Regions from separate parts of the Homo sapiens genome. Here region 2 is linked to region 1. The links are chromatin contacts, found by Hi-C or POLR2A ChIA-PET in ENCODE. All regions are on one chromosome and are shown on one strand. Each heading gives the region's core, a stretch centred on a gene start or an enhancer-like site at or near the end of the contact. The rest is flanking DNA. Distances are from core to core; before and after follow the strand shown. Region 1 overlaps MFSD6 (major facilitator superfamily domain containing 6). Region 2 overlaps NAB1 (NGFI-A binding protein 1).

Region 1 (6,921 bases), core at 1,997-4,496:
CCTGGGTTCAAGCGATTCTCCTGCCTCAGCCTCCCAAGCAGCTGGGATTACAGGCACCCACCACCATGCCCAGCTAATTTTTGTATTTTTTTAGTAAAGACGGGGTTTCATCATGTTGGCCAGCCTGGTTTCGAACTCTTGATCTCAGGTGATCCTCCCAAAGTGCTAGGATTACAGGTATGAGCTACTGCACCTAGCCAGAAATTCTTAATTTTAATGTAGTTCAATTATTTTTTCTTCTTTAATGTTTAATATACTCTGTGTCTTATTTAGTAAATATTTTCCTATCTATAAATCTTTAAGATATTTTTCTATGTTTTCTTCTAAAAGCTATGTTATTTAATCTTTGACTTTTAAACCTATAATCTACCTGGAATTCATTTTTGTATATGATGTCAGATACATATATCTGTGTATTGTTGCTCTTGTTCTTTTTTTTTCTTTATTATACTTTAAGTTCTAGGGTACATGTGTACAATGTGCAGATTTGATACATATGTATACATGTGCCATGTTGGTGTGCTGCACCCATTAACTCGTCATTTACATTAGGTATATCTCCTAATGCTATCCCTCCCCCAGCTCCCCACCCCCCAACAGGCCCCAGTGTGTGATGTTCCCTGCCCTATGTCCAAGTGTTCTCATTGTTCAATTTCCACCTATAAGTGAGAACATGTGGTGTTTGGTTTTCTGTCCTTGTGTCAGTTTGCTGAGAATGATGGTTTCCAGCTTCATCCATGTCCCTGCAAAGGACATGAACGCATCCTTTTTATGGCTGCATAGTCCTCATTCTTTTTTTTTTTTTTTTAATTGATCATTCTTGGGTGTTTCTCGCAGAGGGGGATTTGGCAGGGTCATAGGATAGTAGTGGAGGGAAGGTCAGCAGATAAACAAGTGAACAAAGATCTCTGGTTTTCCTAGGCAGAGGACCCTGCGGCCTTCCGCAGTGTTTGTGTCCCTGGGTACTTGAGATTAGGGAGTGGTGATGACTCTTAAGGAGCATGCTGCCTTCAAGCATCTGTTTAACAAAGCACATCTTGCACCGCCCTTAATCCATTTAACCCTGAGTGGACACAGCACATGTTTCAGAGAGCACAGGGTTGGGGGTAAGGTCACAGATCAACAGGATCCCAAGGCAGAAGAATTTTTCTTAGTACAGAACAAAATGAAAAGTCTCCCATGTCTGCTTCTTTCTACACAGACACAGCAACCATCCGATTTCTCAATCTTTTCCCCACCTTTCCCCCTTTTCTATTCCACAAAACCGCCATTGTCATCATGGCCCGTTCTCAATGAGCTGTTGGGTACACTTCCCAGACGGGGTGGTGGCCAGGCAGAGGGGCTCCTCACTTCCCAGAAGGGGCGGCCGGGCGGGCAGAGGCGCCCCCCCCACCTCCCTCCCGGACGGGGCGGCCGGCCGGGCGGGGGCTGACCCCCCACCTCCCTCCCGGACGGGGCGGCTGCCGGGCGGAGACGCTCCTCACTTCCCAGATGGGGTGGCTGCCGGGCGGAGGGGCTCCTCACTTCTCAGACGGGGCGGCTGCTGGGTGAAGGGGCTCCTCACTTCTCAGATGGGGCAGCTGGGCAGAGACGCTCCTCACCTCCCAGACGGGGTCGCGGCCGGGCAGAGGCGCTCCTCACCTCCCAGACGGGGTCGCAGCCGGGCAGAGGCGCTCCTCACATCCCAGACAGGGCGGCGGGGCAGAGGCGCTCCCCACATCTCAGACGATGGGCAGCCAGGCAGAGACGCTCCTCACTTCCCAGATGGGATGGTGGCCGGGAAGAGGCGCTCCTCACTTCCCAGACTGGGCAGCCAGGCAGAGGGGCTCCTCACCTCCCAGAGGATGGGCGGCCAGGCAGAGACGCTCCTCACTTCCCAGACGGGGTGGCGGCCGGGCAGAGGCTGCAATCTCGGCACTTTGGGAGGCCAAGGCAGGCAGCTGGGAGGTGGAGGTTGTAGCGAGCCGAGATCACCCCACTGCACTCCAGCCTGGGCACCATTGATCACTGAGTGAACGAGACTCCGTCTGCAATCCCGGCACCTCTGGAGGCCGAGGCTGGCGGATCACTCGCGATTAGGAGCTGGAGACTAGCCCGGCCAACACAGCGAAACCCCGTCTCCACCAAAAAAATACGAAAACCAGTCAGGTGTGGCGGCGCGCGCCTGCAATCGCAGGCACTTGGCAGGCTGAGGCAGGGGAATCAGGCAGGGAGGTTGCAGTGAGCCGAGATGGCAGCAGTACAGTCCAGCTTCGGCTCAGCATCAGGGAGACCGTGGAAAGAGAGGGAGAGGGAGACTGTGGGGAGAGGGAGGGAGAGGGAGAGGGAGAGGGAGCATGAGCATCTTGTTCTTTATTTTCCTAAGAAATTGCCTTAAATTTTTCTTTCATATCATCTCAATTTTTCATTTATGCTATAATACTTATAAATTCCAGAGCTTTTTATTCAAGTATTCCTTTTATCTGTCCATCCTTTTTCTTTAAAAATATACATTATTCTGGTATTGTTTCATAGTTGCATAATCTTCTCTTATTTCTGAAGATAATCATATATTCAAAAGTATTTTCCTTTTTACTTGGCTTCTGATTTCTCTGGACTGATAGTGTTTCCTGTTTTGGTTCTGTTTTTCATGTAACAGACTTTCCTCAAATGTCTTATAATCCTTGGTAATTACTCATATTTAGTGGAAGGTCTTGATAACTCTGAGTTCCTGTGTAGGGTCATTGGGTTGTGTTGTTTAGTTGGAGAGGTTTCAATATAAGCATCTAGAAGTCATTCCTCTTAGGCTAACCAGATTTTCTAGAGAAGAGGCTTTAACTTTCCTGCCTAGAGGATGGAAGTCTTGCCAGCCTCTGGGAACCTCCTGAAGAAAGTGGGATGGGGAAAGGGGCCAAGGCTCAGAATCCAGGATGTGTATGTTCACTTGATGCCCTGCTTTCAGCATGGCACCGTTTACAACTCTGCTTGGTGCTCTATGGCCAGAAAACCTCTGTGTTTCTTGTTTGTTTTTGTTTTTTGAGACAGAGTCTTGCTCCGTCACCCAGGCTGGAGAATGCAGTGGCGTGATCTCGGCTCTCTGCAACCTCCGGCTCCTGGGTTCAAGTGATTCTCTTGCCTCAGCCTCTAAAGTAGCTGAGATTACAGGCACCTGCCACCATGCCTGGCTAATTTTTGTATTTTTAGTAGAGACAGGGTTTTGCCAAGTTGGCCAGGCTGCTCTTGAACTCCTGACCTCAAATGATCCACCCACCTCAACCTCCTAAAGTGCTTGAATTACAGGCGTGAGCCACCGCACCTGGCCAAAATCTCTGTGTTTTACTTTCCAGAGGAAAATAACCTGCATTTGTTTGGGGTTTAGACTTTCAGTCAGCTCTATTTGAGCACCTCCCCAACCCCTGCCACCCCCGCCCCCCAACACACACACACTCTCTCTCTCTCTCTCTTTCACTCACTTACTCACACATACACTCTTTCTCTTACTTGCATATAAATCTAATATAGCTAACTCATGAGCCTTTCAGGGATTCCGAGTAGTAAATTTTATTAGTTCTTGGCTTTCCCTATAATCAACCAAGGTTTTAGTTTTCTCAGATCTACCAAGTCTTTTACCAATTGTTTACTTTCTGCTTTCCGTAATTTTATTTTATTGCTATTATGTGCCCTTTAATCTTTCTAGCTTGAATTATGACTTTTACAGTGTGTGTGTATGTTTGGGTGTGTGTGTGTTTATTGTCATTTTAGTGGGTTCAGGGAAGGATTCAAACTACATGTGTTTAATCTGCTCTCTTTACCCAGAAGTATCACATAATTTTATACATTTGAAACACAAGAAATGTTTCTTTGAATTTTGAGCTCAGGAATTAAATTAATTTAGAAAATAGATTTGAGGGCAAATTATTTTTTCTTTTCAGATGATGAAATGGAATTGGAGCCGCTGAGCTGGATAGGTGAAGGCACTAATGATGAAGGAAAAATAGGTATAGAACATTAAAGAAAGTCATGTATAGCTAAGCAGCAAAAGATTGGATTTTGCTTAACCTTCACATTTTCTAGGAGGAAAAAAATGTTTTTCTTTCACTATTAAGAAAAACCTGATTTGGAAACTAAATAGAGGTGGTGGCCATATACATTGTGAATATAGTAAATTACCGCTGAATTGTTCACTTTCAAAATGGTTAATTTTGTGTTATGTGAATTTCACTTCAGTTAAATTTTTTTTAACCTAAAAAACCGACATGAACATTTTCAAAGCTTACAGCTACATTGACATCTGGCTTTTGGGGATAACAGATAAATTGACTCCTTACACAGGTCTCCTTAAGTTGTGTTCCATTGTCTACCTAGGAGCTTTGTAGAGATTAAAAAATGCTTACAAGTATAATTTTAGAAGGTTTTTCAGAATGTTATTCATTTTGGGAAAACAAAGAGCAAGATCTATTCCAAGGGGTAGCAAGTGAAACTGATATTTTTCTCTAGTAAAGAAAGTGAAAGGAGGCAGGGTGCAGTGGTTCACGCCTGTAATCCCAGCACTTTGGGAGGCTGAGGCAAGAGGATCACTTGAGCCCAGGAGTTGGAGAACGGCCTGGGCAACATGGCAAAAACCCCATCTCTACAAAAATTAGTTGGGCATGGTGGCACACGTCTGTAGTCCTAGCTACTTAGGAGACTGAGGTGGAAGGATTGCTTGAGACTGGGAGGTTGAGGCTGCAGTGCCATAATTACACCACTGCACTCCAGCCTGGGTGACAGAGTAAGACCCTGTCTCTCAAAAAAAAAAAAAGAAAAAAAAGAAAAGAAGGTGAAAGGAATTAACACATATTTAATGTATATACTTCCTACCATCAGAATCTGTTCATTGGAACAACATAATTCTTGATGCACACAAGACCTTTTGACACTTTAATCATTCAATCTTTAATAGAAGAAAGGGAAATTCTGATGGGATGCTGGCACAGTTCCTATAAATTTATATAAATGTATATTGCTAATATCGTATATGAAAAACATTTATTTATTTTATTTTATTTATTTATTTTTTTGAGACGGAGTCTCGCTCTGTTGCCAGGCTGGAGTGCAGTGGCGCAATCTCAGCTCACTGCAACCTCCGCCTCCTGGGTTCGAGCAATTTGCCTGCCTCAGCTTCCCAAGTAGCTGGGACTACATGCGTGCCACCAGGCCCAGCTAATTCTTGTACTTTTAGTAGAAACGGGGTTTCACCATGTTGGCCAGGATGGTCTCAATCTCCTGAACTCATGATCCGCCCCCCTCAGCCTCCCAAAGTGCTGGGATTACAGGTGTGAGCCACCGCGCCCGGCCAAAACACTGTTTTTCAAAAAAGTTTACTGGCATCTTATCTAAAATGTGTTATTTTTCAGTTTAGTGTGTCTTAGAGCAGGGTTCCCCAACCCCTGGACCATGGACCGCTACCACTCTGTGGCCTGTTAGGAATTGGGCTGCACAGCAAGAGCGGGCCAGCAAGCATTATCACATGAGCTCTTCCTCCTGTCAGATCAGCAGAGGTATTAGATTTGCATAGGAGCATGAACGCTATTGTGAACTGTGCATGCGAGGGATGTAGGTTGTGTGCTCCTTATGAGAACCTAAGAATTACCCTGATGATCTGAAGTGGAGCAGTTCATCCCAAAACCAACCCCCCTCTCCATCTGAGGAAAAATTATCTTCCATGAAACCAGTCCCTGGTGCCAAAATGGTTGGGGACTACCATCGTAGAGAGCATGTGTCCTGAAGCCATAATGTCAGGGTTCAAATCCTGGCACTGCCTCTTATTAGTTAAACCTGCCATGCCTCATTCTTCTCATCTGTAAAATGGACAAGATAATAGGGCTATTGTGATGAATATGAATGAATACATGTAAAGATCTTTTAATCTTATCTGATACAGAGTGCTAAATAAGTATTATCTGCTCTTTTTTCTTGCCATTTTCTTAAACTGCTATCTATAAAGCACATCTGGAGGACTGTACATAATATATGCAATGTGAAGACTCCTTCATTACCAGGGTATCTTTGTCATGGCTCCAGTGAGCACTATAGTTGCAACAATGCCATCGGCTTCCTCTTTCTCATTACATTTGTGGTTGTGGTTAAGTGCAACCTATTTTTCCTTAGAAACAGAATGGTTTTGCTACCTTTATTTTCTAAAGAATCCTAGACTTCATAATGTAGTGGATTTGTTTGAACAGTAAAATCAAGAAACTATAAACAGTGTTTATTTTCAACTCTCTGTGTTTGGTTTAGACATAATCCCTATTATTTGTACATTTTCCCTGGGAATCAATGAAAAGACTGGGAATGAATCTGAGCTGTAAACCTGCCATTGGAAGATGTAATTAGTCAGTCAGTGGCCATAAAGAGTATTCGATTTTTTTAAAAGCTATTTTTCCTTACCGGTATTGTGTGGCTGCAAGTGATAAATGATGAGAATTCTCTCTTGCAATTATTATTTTAGTTTGTAACTGCTTAATTTCCTGCAAGATGAAGTTCTGTGTTTACATGTTATGATTTTCATTACTAAGCCATCTTTTAAATTTTACTTTACAGATCAACAGTACAAATTCTGAAGTTTGTAAACTTGCTGATGGTGGTGGTAAGCCATGGCAGATGATAAAGTTGCTATCTTAACGGATGATGAAGAGGAACAGAAGAGAAAGTATGTGCTTGCAGATCCCTTTAATGGTATTTCCAGGGAACCAGAACCACCTTCGAATGAAACACCTTCCTCCACAGAAACATCTGCTATTCCTGAGGAGGAAATAGACTGGATAGAGAAACATTGTGTTAAGATAAACAACGATCTTCTAATTTCCAAGGTCTTTTATTTTTTCTTTTACTCTGCCTATGGCTCTCTCTATCCCCTTTTGCCTGTGTATTACAAACAGCTGGGAATGTCTCCAAGCCAGA
Region 2 (6,921 bases), core at 2,126-4,625, 250 kb after region 1:
CTTGTCTGATTTTTCTACCTGGAAAGCTCTTATTTATGTAGTAGGTTGTTCCCCCTTAAAGGATAGTTACTTATTTGATTTAAAAAAAAAATAGCAGTATACACATTGCATAGAAGTAATCAAGATAATCTGTTGTCCTTAAATAGTGTTCCTCCTTACAGGGTATGTTAAACATTAAAAAACAGATTTTGAACTTTAATTCCTAGAATATATGAGATGGACATGGAGAAAAAGATCGCCTGCTAGCTTAGGTGTGCCTTAAGGAACCTACCATTTGGAATGAAATCTCTAGGGAAACGTTTCTTCAGCTAGTTAGTAAGTGAGGTTGGAATCCTTCTGCTTAGACGGAATGAATAACATGTCCACTGGAACACAGCCCTCTGTGAGTCCACTTTCAGCTGAAATGAAAATAGATTTTGTTTATTCTTACTTATCTTTTGAATTAGATCTAATTAAATCTTCTCATTCTGGGGCAATTGTAAAAATCGCTACTTTGTATTGCTTTTATTTTGTGTCAGTCCCTACTAGACATTTGGAATTCATTATCACAAACATTCTTGTCTAACCTATGTGGAGGCTTTATGATTTCCATTTTACAGCCAAGGAGAGACCCAGACAGGCTCAGTATCTTCACCTGTGTTGCCAAACTGCTATCCAGTAGCAGAGCCGGGGCTTCCTATCTATGTCTGATTCCTGAATGTCAAAGCAGTACCACCTTCCTAGGTGCTAATGATTATTCACAAAGCATCTTACCTGTGAAAAAAACACTATTGGGGTTATACCTTTCCTCCTAGTACCGTGTGAAGGGCGAAATGTGTGCAGGACTGGTAGTCTTTGAAAAGGGTGGATGGTGGCAGTTATTATTTTCTAATCCAAGAAATGTTATGTAGTAAACAGTTACAAGTTTTGAGTAGAAAATTTAACAATGTAAATTACAAAATATTTAAATATAAGAAATTTTCATTTGATATGCTGATTGTTTATGAGTAAAAACCTTGTGTTGGGAAGATACACAGAGTAAATCAGAAAAATTAGTTTGATTTCCTTATGTCCTACCTATGAAAGAACATATTTAAGGTGGCTTGACAGCTCATTCAAGGGGATGAAAAATCAAGAGCCAAAGTCCCTGGCTCTCTTGTCTTCTCCTAAATTTTTTTAAATGTTAGTTAAAAGTGAATTCAATTGGTAACCTTTCTTTTTCATTAAGAACACATTCAGTTCCATGAACAAATTTGTTATTAACTCCAATGTTATAAGTAACATCTTAGAAGGGAGGAAGGATATATAAAGCTACAGTCTCAGACCTGGTGATGGCAGCTGACTAACTGGACTGAGTGCTATTTCTCATTTGAGTTTTCTTCATTCGCTGAAATTGCTGGAGACTGGGCAGAGATGGGAAATGACAGCATTCTTGACCCTGTGGGAGTCAGAGGTGCAAAGCATTCAGAGATAAGTGGATGAAAGAAATGAGGTTTGTTAATAGAGCCCAGGAAGTCAGAGAACTGGGGCTTGAAGAAGAAAGACCTAAAGGAAACATCTGCTAGCAGTTCCAGCAAGGTGGGGGTGGGAGAGCAAGGAAGGGGGAGGAAAGAGGTTCAGAATATCCACCTACGCTGCTACTAAGCTTGTTGAAAAGAAAGCTGGTCTAATTTGACGTAGACTCTTCCCCTCTGGATCAGAAAAAACAGAAGCATTACAATATGCTATTCATACAGAAAGTGTGATTAGAAAAAAGGAAAATGCACATGTGGGGTTGAGAACATCTGCTGTAACAAGTCATCTAGAGACAGCTAAGCAGTGGCTTTAAAGCAGCTTGCTAGTGTTCGGCAGAAAGGATGAGGAGGCATGGGGATGGAGACCAATGGGATGAGAGTAATTAGGTCATGCACCAGCCTCCGTCCCATAGCTTTTATTTTCTCAGTGATCAGACCCAGAGTCTCGTCAGCAAGGAAACACTGTGATTAATGGCATCAGCCAAAAATATGACATGGAGATAGATTGCTCATAGTATGGTGCAGCTAGCTGGTGCCTGGGAAACAAGCTTACGAGACATAACGAAATTGTGCACCACACATAATGTGAAAGAGACCAGTTTCTTGGGAATGTTCTTACTTTTATTTCTAAGTCATATATTTTGGGGACCTTAAATCTACTTTATGTGACATGCAGTGATAGCTACTCGATTTTGTAGTTTTTCCATCCACAGTGAACTGTCAAGACTGTAGGAGTAAATAATGACTAATGTGCTCAGTTGCAGAGAGATCACTGATTACTTTGGATAATTGTTATTTATTACTTATTTTAGGCTTTTATTTATCTTTATTAATGGTGGAATAGTGTCCATTTTCTAGCAACTTTCACATGTAGAGTTTGAGGTTCCCCCATCCAGCTTTTTCAGTATTCTCATGGTTGAATAATCCTGACTTTAGTGCCACCAGGTATTTGTATGGCAATGTGTACTTTTCCAAGGTTCACTTATTTGCGTTACTTTATTTAATCCCCACAAACTTCCAGTGGGCAGATACACAGGTGGTGTAATCCTAATTTAAAAATTTGGATCACTGGAAATAATGAGGTTTACTTTTTTGCCTGAGATCACACAGCTGGTTCCTAATGTGAAATGCCTAGATCATACCTTTCTCCTGCAAGTTCTTCCAGAAACAGTATTGAGGCATTGGGGCTCATGGGGATTCTGATTGGTGCACTCCACTCAGATTCTGCTGATGAACTGATAACCCTCTAATCTGGGTCTCCAGCCTTGATTTTACCCCAAGCTCCAAACTCACTGCCCCTGCTTACCTGGCTTATCTACACACGGAGGTCTCACTAGCAAATGAGCTCAACCGAATTCATCAGTGTTCTGGCCCCTCCCAGACCTCGTGATCTTGAGTTCCTTATTCTAGAGAATGTCATAACCAAACTCTCAGTTGCCTTATTTCTGCGGCACCTGCCACTGTCCAGGGCTGGGCCTTCACCAGCAGCCCTCTAACCAGTGTCCCTGTCACCACCCTGAACTCCCCTCCTCCGCGTACATTCTCCCCATCACATTCACATGTGATGGGCTTTCTGAAATGCAAATCCGATCAGTCTCTTCCCTGAGACTTTCAATGGCTTCTCTTTGTATTTAAGATAAGATCTAAAATTCTTAACATAGCTTACAAGGGCTTACAGAATCTGGCCCTGTGTTTCCACCTTCCCTCACCACTCCCTCTTTTTCAGTGTATATTGAATATTTTCCGGCTTCCCAGAGTGTGCCCTGTTCTTTTTGCCTCCAGGCATCTGTACCAGCTGCTTTCTTTTGGAACTCTCAGCCTAGACACCCTGGCCTCTGGGATGCCTGCTCTGCCACAGCGCCCTCTGCTGTGCTCTGGGTCTCCGTCCATTTCCCTCCCTGGACTGTGTTGTCAGGAGCGCCTGAGGCATGGCCATCTTGTTTGACGTTGTATTCCCATATTGAGTACAGTGTATGAATCAGCTGGGTGGATGCGACATTTTTGTTGAATGTATAAACACATGTTTCTAGATTTCCAGTGTTCTTTTCACTGAGATAGTTCCCCACGAATGTGCTTAATATTCTCTGGTTGATTTTAGTATTAAATGTTGAGTTCTTCCTTCTCTAAGATGTCTGTACTTTGTAATTGTCCATAAAATTTCTCTTTTTTCCCCAGTATGATGCTTTACTCTGATTAAATCTGGTGGCTTTTTGGATGAACTTAACAGATATCAGTAACAAACATTTATCAAGTAATTCCTATGGGCCAGGCACTGTGTTAAGTATTTTTCATGAATTTTCTGCTTCCTTAAAATGATTCTGCAAGTTAAGTACTATTGTTATCCCCATTTTATAGATGAGAAAATAGACACAGAGAGATGAAATAATCTACCCAGTATCACAGCAAATAAGTAGTAGAGTTGGGTTTTGAACTCTGCAAGTCATATAGTTAAAGCCCGTCCAGCTTATGAAAAACAGAGCTATAATTTCTGTTTATAGAAATGCCTGTGTTTTTGTGAGTTTCATAAAGGTAGTAACTCTGAATTTATGGACTGAGCATAGGCTTTGAAGCTAGCGTTGTAGCTGTAAAAAAAAGGAAACCCAGTCTTGTCTGTGATGAAGATTAAATGAAATAATGAACATAAAATATAGAACATAGGGACTGGTATATTGTAGACCCCTGGAAAATGATAACCGCTTATATTGAAGTTGTTCTAACTCTTCTACTAGCTTACCTCACTGAACTTGAGAACTTAAGCAGTTCCAGTGGGGTGGGGGTTTGCTAAAGAGAAAGTTGGATTTTTCAGTCTAAATAGAAAACTTATTTATAAGAAAACTGGAATGGCTAAGAAAAAGGGAACTTTGGATTTAGCTTGGACTGTATACACTTATATGAAGTTCATTTTAGCTTATTTTATGATTATGTTCCATACACATCTGTGAGCCAACATGGAAACCTAGAAGAGTGGCTATTTTCAACACTTCAAAAGTGCTAATTACATACTGGCCCATGATAAAGCTACATAGGACCATCTTAAGACGTTAAGTTTATTAGCTCTTGGCTCTATATCATGTCTTTGAATTTTAAAAATAGCAAATTAGTTATTACTTGGGGAATGTATTTTGATAGATAAAATATTTGAAAGAAATCTGCAGTGGAGAAATAATTTATTGAAAAGACCCTGATGGGGGAAAATTTTTGAACCACTATCTTATATCCCAAATAAGGTAAAATATTTTGTTATTATTACATTATTCCATCTTTTTCTGCTGTGTATTGTAAGAACTTTGGTTTTTAAGGATTTGCCCTCTGCTGCAAATATATAGCTTATCAAAGAAGGGGAGAAATAATGTTTTGGAGTTTAATTGTAAATGCTAATTTCTGTGAGGAGTCCTTTAGGAGGTTTCACTAAAGTTACTAAAACCATGCTGTCATGATATTTTGTAGTTATAATGATCATGAGCAATAAACAGTCAAAAAAAGAAAACCTTGAAAAAAGTAGGTGGAATACCAAGTATAAAATGGAAGTAATTTAAGTTGAAGTTTTATCCAGTGCCCCCAGATAGGCCCTATTTATTATGGGAATTTAGTATGTATTGATATACTTACTTATTTAGTAATTATTACATGCTGAAGGCATTATCTCACTTGCTTTATCTCATTTGGTCCTCACAACAATCCTAATAGATAGGTTCTCCTATCCTCAATTTTCCTGTGAGGAAACTGAAGTTCAGAAAGGTTAAGTTACTCATCCGGTGGTCACATAGCTAGTGAGTGGTGACAGGCCTTTCGAATTCCAAAGCTCCATTTCCTGTCATAGGTTATGATAAAGGTGAAATCGCAAGCCAACATGAAGGAATCCTTGAGCAATTCAGGTTGGGATTATCGGTTAGCACTTTAAAGAACATTTAGTTTGGATCGTTAGCCACATTTCATGTAACAAAATTAATTTCAGATAGGTCAGAGGGTTAAATTTAAAAAACAAATCAAACTTTTAGAAAAATTAGAGGGTAGATTTAAGTACTGAACCAAATTTCTGAAGCAGAATTTCTCTAAACTTTATAGCAACAGTTGAAATCACAAAATAAAAGTATGTACAACTATAGCATATAAAACAGGCATATAAAAATTAAATGATTTTTGAGTATCAAAAGTATAGATAAATTGGCATAAATTAAGAAAACAAGAATTCTTAGTGCTGACAAGGAAATTGTCATGTATTGCTTGTGGTATGATAAACTAGTAAAGGCCCTCTATAGGTTTAGCGAAAGTACATAAGGCACAAAAATATCATCTCTGCAGTAATTCTGCTTCTGGGAATCTTTTGTAGTAGATAATCTAAGCTATCGAAAATGCTATCTCCATGAAAATATTTTTGCAGTGTTTTTCATAAAACCAAAAATTAGGAAAAGAATAAAAAATGTCCAATGCGAGGATAGTGGCTAATCAAACCCCCCACTAGGTTAAATGTTTTTTATGTGTTTTGTTTTTGTTTTTGTTTTTTTGAGACAGAATCTCACTTTATCACCCTTTGTCACCCAGGCTGGAGTGCAGTGGTGCAGTCTCGGCTCACTGCAACCTCCGCCTCCTGGGTTCAAGCGATTCTCATGCTTCAGCCTCCCAAGTAGCTGCCCAGCCTCCCTAGTAGCTGTGATTTCTGGCGTGTGCTACCACTCCCAGCTAATTTTTTTTTTTTTTTTTTTTTTTTTTTTAGTAGAGATGGGGCTTTACCATATTGGACAGGCTGGTCTCGAACTCCTGACCTCAGGTGATCTGCCCACCTTGGCCTCCCAAAGTGCTGGGATTACAGGCGTGAGCCACTGCACCCAGCCTAGGTGAAATGTTATATAACCGTTATTATCAATGATCATAAAGCCTTCTTTCCAGTGTAAAACAATAGGAATGATGACATTTTTCATCTTATTTATGTTTCTACTGAGGTTACAGCTGTAGAAAATAATGTATGTTTCATAAAAGGCTGAAATGAAATATTTTATAACCATTAAAATCTTAATCATGATTATTCAGGTAGTGAGATTAAGAGTTTGCTTTATTTTCAAGTTTTTGATAATATTTTATTATTTACAAACTCTAAATATAAAGGACTTCTTATTTGACCCACAGGATGGGTTTCCAGATTTCCAGGATTCTGTGCAAACACTCTTCCAGCAGGCTAGAGCTAAGAGTGAAGAACTTGCAGCTCTTAGTTCACAGGTAACATAAACTCCCAGTTATTACTCCATGATAGTATCTGAAGGTTAAAAAATAAATGACTACTTCAACTAGCTTCAGTTTTAAGTATCTGAGGCCTGACTTTTTATTTCCGTTTGTTTTTTAAAACGTCATCTGAGCCACAGCTGTATCAACATGAGAGCAATAACAACTTGGTTTGATTCAGTTTATGAACGGAATCTGATATGGTGCTACT

What was found. A loop is a pair of places that touch in the nucleus more often than their neighbours do. ChIA-PET counts read pairs that join two places held with the same protein, here RNA polymerase II (POLR2A). Pooled maps may share reads with other maps.
Region 2: a loop to region 1 is called in a map with no recorded cell type, with 4 times the contacts of the local background. The contact joins two enhancer-like sites. A Hi-C loop is called at or near these places in 1 of 37 single-sample maps with no recorded cell type and 2 of 50 pooled maps. POLR2A ChIA-PET finds 5 or more read pairs at or near these places in 1 of 52 experiments (activated T-cell).

The regions. Positions count from the first base shown.
Region 1 is chr2:190,429,416-190,436,336 of GRCh38, forward strand. MFSD6 (major facilitator superfamily domain containing 6) reads left to right here. Exons shown (of 8, transcript NM_017694.4): 3 at 6,562-6,921. The coding sequence starts at 6,615. It also overlaps a transcript of NEMP2 not described here. Among named protein-coding and RNA genes, the nearest start is that of MFSD6, 25 kb to the left of the region's middle. Within about 2 kb of position 3,247, at least 2 of the 41 ENCODE cell types and tissues checked have a DNase peak (open chromatin) inside an H3K27ac peak, as active enhancers do.
Region 2 is chr2:190,677,121-190,684,041 of GRCh38, forward strand. NAB1 (NGFI-A binding protein 1) reads left to right here. Exons shown (of 10, transcript NM_005966.4): 7 at 6,618-6,707. Among named protein-coding and RNA genes, the nearest start is that of NAB1, 31 kb to the left of the region's middle. RefSeq lists an enhancer at 1,618-1,667. Within about 2 kb of position 3,376, at least 4 of the 41 ENCODE cell types and tissues checked have a DNase peak (open chromatin) inside an H3K27ac peak, as active enhancers do.